2 separate regions of the Homo sapiens genome follow, and region 1 is linked to region 2. Evidence: chromatin contacts called from ENCODE Hi-C data. All regions are on one chromosome and are shown on one strand. Each heading gives the region's core, a stretch centred on a gene start or an enhancer-like site at or near the end of the contact. The rest is flanking DNA. Distances are from core to core; before and after follow the strand shown.

Region 1 (4,358 bases), core at 1-2,500, 5.4 Mb before region 2:
GACCTAGGCTATCTTACCATGAAGGTTGTTTTGCTTATTGTATATTTGTGTATGTAGTGTAACTATTTTGTACAATAGAGGACTGTAACTACTATTTAGGTTGTACAGATTGAAATTTAGTTGTTTCATTGGCTGTCTGAGGAGGTGTGGACTTTTATATATAGATCTACATAAAAACTGCTACATGACAAAAACCACACCTAAAGAAATTTTAAGAATTTGGCACAGTTACTCACTTTGTGTAATCTGAAATCTAGCTGCTGAATACGCTGAAGTAAATCCTTGTTCACTGAAGTCTTTCAATTGAGCTGGTTGAATACTTTGAAAAATGCTCAGTTCTAACTAATGAAATGGATTTCCCAGTAGGGGTTTCTGCATATCACCTGTATAGTAGTTATATGCATATGTTTCTGTGCATGTTCTCTACACAATTGTAAGGTGTCACTGTATTTAACTGTTGCACTTGTCAACTTTCAATAAAGCATATAAATGTTGATAAACAAGTGTTTTTCATATGACCCTGTTAACATAATGGCAGTCATTTCCACAACTGTTTCCAGGTAAAGTTAACAATTTGACTAGTAAAATCCTGAAGGGCAGTGGAATGATTGGAAAAGTAGGGGCGTGATTTGACTGCATGAAGTAAAAGGAAATTGACACATTGAGTTGTTCAGCAGGTAAGAGAAGAGACAGTGGAGGAGTCCAGCTCAATTCTAACTACTGTGTGACTTGGACAGGTTGCTTCACTCCTGGACGGATGTAGGGGTTTGAAAGAGATGATCTCTTACATTCCCCTTTGGCTTTAAAATTCTAGGAGTCCTTGAAAATCTTAATTTTTTACTGAACTGAGAGGAAGAAGGAGCCTTATTCTGTGTATAATTGGAATAAGCAGATCTAGGATCAAAAGACGGAAGTTGGAGAAGCTGATTTCCACTTTAAGAACCCTGTCACCCTGGGTTGGGATGTTTCTCCTAGTGTAGGATGAGTTTCTAGCTCCTGGGATAATTCGTTTTGTCTAAGCAAAAGATGATTTGAGGTGGGACCAGATGAGCAAGGATGTCCTTGCAGTTGATTCTGCATGACTATAAAACAGGCCAAAATTAAAACCACGAAGGAATCCTGAGGCAGATTGGCCCCTGGCACCTGAGGAGTGAGCCTGAGGGATCCCACTCTGCAGTAGGAGTAACGTGAGCGAGCAAGTGAATGGGGTGGGTTTACCGGCTCTGTAATCTATCAACCTAGGGCCTCAGCAGTGGCCCCCTGCCCAGTAGGAATTGGACCAATCCCAAGTTCTAAGGCTTGTCTTAAGTCCTTGCAGAACAAGGACAAACTTTCTGAATCATTCATTTCTCTCATCTAGAGCTGGTGGGAGATTGAGAGGTGAATGGGACATCCAAGATCCCTAAAAAGAATTGTTCGATAGCGTGCATGTGTTATAAAGTGGTGACACGGGCATCCTGTTGAAATGATGGATGGCTCACTGCCATAGGCTGATAGCAGTTGTCATAAAGATATTTTGGGGGAATTTGAAAAGGACGTAAAGAAAAATCTTTCATATTGGCTTGTTGGTTATATAACTTCAAATTTAATAAAGGAATACTTACGTAGTAATTACATTTCCTTGAAAAAACTATAGTGAATAGAAATCCCTAGCCATTTCATTTTTTATGTTTTTAATGAAGATCTTTAAAATACCATAGGTGGTAATCGTGGAAAATTTGAAAAATCTCATGTCAGTGTATTAAGATGGTGGAGAAGTTTTTTTCTCCATTATTTAATGGAACTTTGGGTCTTTTTATTAAAAATGTGAGACTCATGAAATTTTGGCAGCTGAATATTTGTGAAATAAGAATGAATTATTAAAAGATGTCTTTCCATACATGTTCCTCATTTTAGTAATTACTAAACATACTTGAGATGATTGACTTATATTTAAACATATTTAAGGTAATTTAAAAAGGCATTTTGCTACTTGCTTATAGACCTGAGTGTAGGTCTTATTGGCCTGTGGGTTATTATATAACTGATTATGTTGCACTTATGTTCTGTGGAGAAGGAAAGATTTTTAAGGGGAATGGCATGCTGTACCAGCACTGAGTGTTCATGACATCAGTTGCAGCAGGAGAAACCCCCGTTCAATGAAGGAGAAGTAGGAATTTTACATGGATTTGAATGAACGTCTACTTTGTATTTCAAATGAACAGTGTTCATATTTCAGTAATTGTGTGCATTTTTTGCATACTTTAAAAGAGAACTTTTATTTTTCATTATGGAATAAATATGCAATGCCAGAACAGCTTTAAATTTATACAAGAAATGTATAAAAGTTAATTATAACTAAAATTAGGAATGAAAATTAATCTATATAGACACTACTCTGCTCTTGCTTTGTGTAAAATAAGTAGTTGAAACTACCAGGGGCTGACAACATGACTGCTTTTAGATGTCAACTTCAAATCCATTCAGGCAGCAATTGTGGCATTACGATTTTTAGAAATGGAGGCAGAGAAAATCAAGTTTCCTCTCCCTCTTAGGTAACATTGCCTGCAAGTGGAGATCTGTGCCCACCGATAGAACTTGGAAGCAGACAGTGCCATAGGTTCCTGCACTGGTGTGTGGGAGGACCCTGAGCTGAGAGGCAGGCTTCTGGCTGCTAGGCCTGGCCCTGCAGTCATCAGCTGTTTGACCTTTGGACCAGGAATGGAATCCTTCAGACCTGAGTTCTCACCTGTGAAATAAGGATTGGATCAGGTCACAAAGATCCTGTCTTGCCACAGATGCTACAGTCCTCTGCATCTGATAATGACTTTATTTTATTCTTCGAACTTTTGGTGGGAGGGTGTGTGTGTGTGTGTGTGCGTGCACTGTTTTTGTTTATTCATTTAACTTAATGGCTAAAATTAATTTGGTTTTAATCCTAGCTCCTCTGCTAGTTACTAGCTAAGTGACCTCAGGCAAGTTCCTTGTTGTTCTCTGTTTCCTCATGCTTAAAATGGGGACATGCTATCTCCATAGGGGTTTTGGGAGGCTGATGCTGGGAAGCTGTCAGCACAGAGACAGTTCAGAGTGAGGTGGGTTCAAGGAGTGTTAACCATTACTATTATTTCTGAGTCATTCATCTGCTTGTTTATGTTTGTTTATATATTTAATTTTGTATTTTTCATAGGGATAAAGGTGTGGCAGCTTTATTTTCTAATAGCTTTTGATTTAGTATTTGGTAATAGTAGTGACTGTTTAAACTTTACTGTGAAAACACACATGGGAATAATGTCCTTTAGAATACAGATAGAAACACACCGTTTTTTTCTGTATCAAAGAAATAATAGCAAAAGGCTGCATTTCATTTCTGTGAATTAGAGAAGGGATTCGTTGGGAATTGTCCATGTTTCAGTGTCCAATATTTTCGGTACTACAGAAATAATATTGGTGGAAGGAAATGATTACAGGTGGAGTATATATATATCTTAAATTATTAATTTCATTACAGAAAAAGGTTCTATGTAAACCAGTGCTATGGAATGCCAGGCAGGCCTGAAGTCGCTAGGCTTGGAGATCAGGTTCTGGCAACAGCTACTTGGAAGGTTCAGTAGCCATTTAAAAATGTGCAGTATTACAACAGAGGTCTGTGCTTTAGACCAGGTGTTCAGGACCCCAGTGTCTGTCGGATATGGTGGAGAAGCTTCTTGAGTGAGTAGGGTAAGCAGTAGGACATGGTAGTGACTGTGGCAGTTGGGGAGTGTGCTCAGCTAACAGGGACAGTGCTATGTAGCTCCATCCAGTTGCCATATGGGAATTCAAGCACTGTGTTGCTTGATCTTCCAATTTCTTCCAAGTTCCATAAATCCAGGATTCTGTCTGGAAATGCCTGACTTTTGGACACTGCACAGACCAAATAAGAGAGCACACCTACTAAGCTGGTTTGGCCCACAGGCCACATGTGTCCCCTCCGCCTTCTGTCGTCTGACTGTCTCAAGAACTAGAATCTGCCCTAAATGGCAGCTCACCACCCTTCAGCTCAAAATAAATCAGGAAAATCTCTTCTTTTTGATGAGAGAAAGGGGGCACAGGCTATTTGTGTGACTATGGTGCACAGTAAACTGGTACTTTGTGTTGAAAACCATGTGTTAACTTACTCAGAGAACATTTACTGAGTACCTGCTAGAAGCCAGAGATAGTGTAGTGAATGAGCCACAGTCCCTGTCCCCAAGGACAGTTCACATAAGCTGTCTTTAAGATAAATGAGGTAGTTTGTTTTCTGGCAAAATTTGCCTTATGCAATATAATATCTGAATTATTCATTTGTTGTTCCTTCTCAGACGAACCCTTTGGCAGAAATATTTCTGGGAATTCTTCTAGGA
Region 2 (4,231 bases), core at 1-2,500:
GCTGTTACTTCCTTTGTGTTCATAATTTTTTTAAATCTCTATTTACTTACTTGACCTATGTAAACCAATCCATTGAGGGAGTCAACTGCAACACAAAATGTTGTTCCGGTAAAATATTCTGGGTGCTTAGGCCAACCCACATCCAGCCGGTAAAGAATTTTCTCAGTTCTCCAGGAAACTGCAAAAGTAAAGTTCCTCAAAACCTTAAACAAAATCAGACAATTCAGATTTAGTTTACCGTCTAGGTAAGAACAAAAAAAGGGCGGGGGGGCCGGGTAACAGGGCTTATTTTTAAGCATGCCTTGACAACTAGAAGTTTGCTGGACTGAAATAATTCCAAAGAAATGAGCTTAGATGCCTAAAGACCAACACGACCACAATACAAGTCTGCAAATTATTTGAGGATGTAGTAAGAGTTGGGAAAGAGGAAAATGGCGATGTAACATACACAAATTTTTAAACTCAAAGGGTCAAGGCAGTTTGGACCCAGGTGCAGGCTTTGAGACAAGCTACTGAGGGAACCAGGGCCTGCCACCTCCATGCCACGACCGTGGCGACGCCTCCCAACAGGGCTACCCGCACACCCGACAGTCATTTCCTCACTACCCAACTCACTGGAGAGCCACAAAAACGCGAATGCAAAACCAAAAATGCAAGAAAGAAGCCAGCACCGGCTACGCAGACCCAGAATCTCGCCATGACCAGACGGGAAGCCAGGAGAGGGAGGGTCCGCAGGTGTCTGGGGGAGGACCTGACAGCCTCAGGCTGCAACGGTTTGCAGCGGCACAGAGGGTCTGCCCGGGGCCCGAAGACCCTATCTCCGGTTTCCCCTCCCTGGATGCACGAGCTTTGAGTACGAAAGGGAACAGAGACCAGGGCGAATGAAAATCACAGAAGACCAGTTCCGGACTTCGTGTGCATTTCGGGGTCCCCGCCCTCATGTCAGGTGCTTCGGGCTGACCCAGTGACCACCCTTTCCCGCCCTCAGGGCAGTCCGCGCCGCTGACTTTCAGTGGCCACCAAAGTATGGGCGCCCGTAGATATGCCTTAATCGCTCGCCATTTATTCTTTTTAATCCAGAGGGCAAAATCAAAACATCGCACACTCAGACACGAGGTATGGTGGGGATGACATTCAAAATAATGACCGCTAGGCTTCGGGAAGGATTTTTGCCACATCCTATTCCTACCATCCAGGCATCCGCTATGGATGCCTATATTCCCACACCAGGACCCCACCTCTGGCTTTCAGGAAAGAGGGGCCCAAGCTGGCGGCGCAGTGTTGAGTTTACTTGGGCGCGACTGGCTTTATTGTAGGTCCCCATGAGCTGGTGGGGGCTGTAGGGGTAACCAGGCAGGGCGTCTGGCGCTGTTGGGGCTGCGTTTTTCCGGAGTCCCCCTATGCGAGGCCGTGCCCCTCTTCGCCCGGCTCCTGGTGCTCCCCAGCCGCCGGCCCGCTCCCGGAAGCTGCAGCAGCTGGTAACAAAGAGCCTGCCGGGCCGCCTGCTGCCGGGGCCGAGGTATCCAGGAGTCGGGCGGAGCGGCTGGGGATGAGCGCGAGCCGGACCATGCGTCCGGGTTCGCGGCGGTGAGGGTCGCGGCCGGCGGCCGAGGCGCAGGTGCGGGTCGAGAGACCGGCGCCTCCCTCCCCGCCGCCCGTGGACTCTGAGCGCAGGTGTTTCTACTCTGCCGGCCGCTCCACCTGGGAAAGCGCCTTCAAGAGCTACCTCTGGCGGCACCTGGCCCTCAGCTGCAGGGAAACCGCACTCAAACCTGCCGCCGAGCCCGGGTTTTTCTGCAAAACTCAGAGGACCTGGCTCTTGCCCGAGGTGCCCTGAACCATTGTGTGAATAAGCTGGGGAAGCCTGACTGGAGTGTTTTTTCTTTTTAATAAAAAGAGTTTTTCTGAATCTCAATTTTTAGAAATTTTTTTTGCGAAGTTTGCAATACTCTCTACCTCTTCGCATCCTCTCTTGCTCGTGGAGTCTTTTTCCTCCTCAGCTATAAATATTTTTTACTATCGGCGGAGCAGACCAGGGATGAACGTCTTTTAATTGCAAGTATAACTGTTAAAACCACGTCGGGATAGTAGTCAAGATGGATAAAAAGTCCTTTGAAATGGTGCTGGATGAAATTAGAAAGGTAATTAGACCGATTCCATGAATTATTTTATGAGATGAATTCTCGTGTTTTAGACTCTCTTTGAGGTACTGTATGGAGATTGTGCAGAATAAGGGTCCTAGGATTGCCAAATTGGTTTGAATTTTCACGTGTAATGGAGGAGTTTATATCTTGATACGTTTCCAGTACAAATAGAAATTAAGTTACGTTAACGCCAAATTTGAGACTCAGCACGGTGTCGTGGGAATTACATTTGTAAAGCCCTCGGTTCCAAAGCCGGCTTTACAAATCCGTAATAGCTCTGTACTTTTTGGGTAAGGGGTTTAATATTTTTGAGTTTATTGCCTCATCTTTCAGTAACACAAGAGTGACTGAAAACGAGAGGTAATACGCAGAAAGTTTCTTTTATGGTAGTTATTATGATGGGGTTTTCAAATCTAAGCATAAGGTAGAGTATATTTGTTGCGTTGGCCATGCAAAATTCGTGTCCTGATGGTAAGTGTGGCATTAAGTTTAAAGTCACGTTCTTAGGAATTGGCCGTCAATAACTTGAGCTTCAAAACTTTTTTCTCCTGCTTTCCAAGTTTTTGCTGCTTTTTGAGGCTGTTGTGTGGATCGCATTTCCCAGAGTGAACCAGACAGCAACAATTCTGGAAGGTAGTCTTGAGCCTAACAATATCTCAAGCACAAAAATACCGAGAAGTTACTTATTTTAAAATGTAAGGACTTGATGTACCATTGTTACATCAACACACGGTGCTTTCCTTCGGCCTTCCGGGCAATTATTCTTTCGTCAGCTGCATACCTTTACGACCCTTGACTGAAACGGAAGAAATTGTTGCCATGTGCTCTGGTGCTTATTTCAGTTTACAAAGCTATTATTAAAATTGTCTCTGGTCTTGCTGTTTTGCTTTGTTTTTATACAGCTTTTTTCTTTTTTCAAATTGACGTGTTTAAGTTTTCATATTTGATAATACTGAACATTCTTTTTTGAACAAGTTCTGCTTTTGCAAACCTAAGTGTCCAATTAATTTTTGAAATAAAATATTGGTTTGCTAATTATATGCCTAGAAATTTGTCACAATTTGTTCTTGGGCTGATTTTTAATTACTTTTCATGAGAAAATAATTGGTGAGTCCAAGTAGACCAGCAGATTTTTACTTTTGGAAGATACAGGGTCTCAGTGTGCATATTCTCTTCCTGGTGTCATAAAAACGTCACAGTAAATTCTAAAGAGGGGAATAGGAAATTTTCCAGATATGAAAGTGTTGTTCACATGAGATGGCAACTTAAGTCTGTATTTCTGGTCAGCAGTTAAAATATATCTTCTGCTGGCTTTGCCGAGTGATTAGACACATCAACATTGTCATGGTCTATTAAAATGGAATAAAATATTGGCATATCTAAATATGAGCATTACTACTGATTTTCTTAAAAATCGTTCTTTGTAAATGTAAGTCAGTTTAAACCAGGTCATCTCTTGAGTATCACAGTGAGTTTATATGATAGATAATACTGATTGTCACTACTGTCATTTAAAACAGAGGCATATAAGAAGCCACTAGCAGAAGAACTGGGAAAGGGAGTAGAAAGGGGGAAAAAGCAATGGTTAACTGATTATTCAAAAAGGAGGGAATGATAGCTATTAATTAGTGAGCACTTACTTTGTGAGCCTGTTTTTAAGCACTTTCTCCAGTCATTATTTGTTTTGATTCTCCTTACAACGCATGAGGTGTAGGCACTGTACTTCTTGCTTATAGCTGGTGGCCTATTCTCTGTGAGGTTAACTATCAGCTCAAGACTCCCTAGGTGGTAAGTTGGGGGCTGGGGGCAGTATTCAAACTATGCTTGCAGAGCACCATGCTGTCCTGCCTGGGGTTACAGCTGGGCCTCTCAGGCATTGATGGAAGAATTGAGATATGACTTGGCATCAGTACAATCCAAGACTTTGTTCAGAAACTTGTATTTGACTGTGTCCGATTATTACATTGATAATAAAACTCCTAGGAATACATTATTTAGAATGCCATTTTCTCCCTTTTCAGTGAATATTGAACTACTGAGCACCCAGGATATTTCAGTTGACTGGTCATAATACTTTCTCCTAGCAG

The links. A loop is a pair of places that touch in the nucleus more often than their neighbours do. Pooled maps may share reads with other maps.
Region 1: a map of CD4-positive, alpha-beta memory T cell shows a loop between it and region 2 (10-fold over the local background). The contact joins the enhancer-like site here to the promoter of PROSER1 in region 2. A Hi-C loop is called at or near these places in 2 of 168 maps with a recorded cell type or tissue (CD4-positive, alpha-beta memory T cell and CD8-positive, alpha-beta T cell) and 3 of 50 pooled maps.

The regions. Positions count from the first base shown.
Region 1 is chr13:44,429,664-44,434,021 of GRCh38, reverse strand. It overlaps TSC22D1 (TSC22 domain family member 1), which reads left to right. Exons shown (of 3, transcript NM_183422.4): 3 at 1-1,879. Among named protein-coding and RNA genes, the nearest start is that of TUSC8, 26 kb to the right of the region's middle. Within about 2 kb of position 1,250, at least 5 of the 41 ENCODE cell types and tissues checked have a DNase peak (open chromatin) inside an H3K27ac peak, as active enhancers do.
Region 2 is chr13:39,035,108-39,039,338 of GRCh38, reverse strand. It overlaps PROSER1 (proline and serine rich 1), which reads left to right and starts at 1,250. Exons shown (of 13, transcript NM_025138.5): 1 at 1,250-2,141. The coding sequence starts at 2,097. NHLRC3 (NHL repeat containing 3) reads right to left here and starts at 883. Exons shown (of 7, transcript NM_001012754.4): 1 at 616-883; 2 at 51-203. The coding sequence starts at 699. RefSeq lists a silencer at 1,540-1,769 and an enhancer at 2,912-3,021.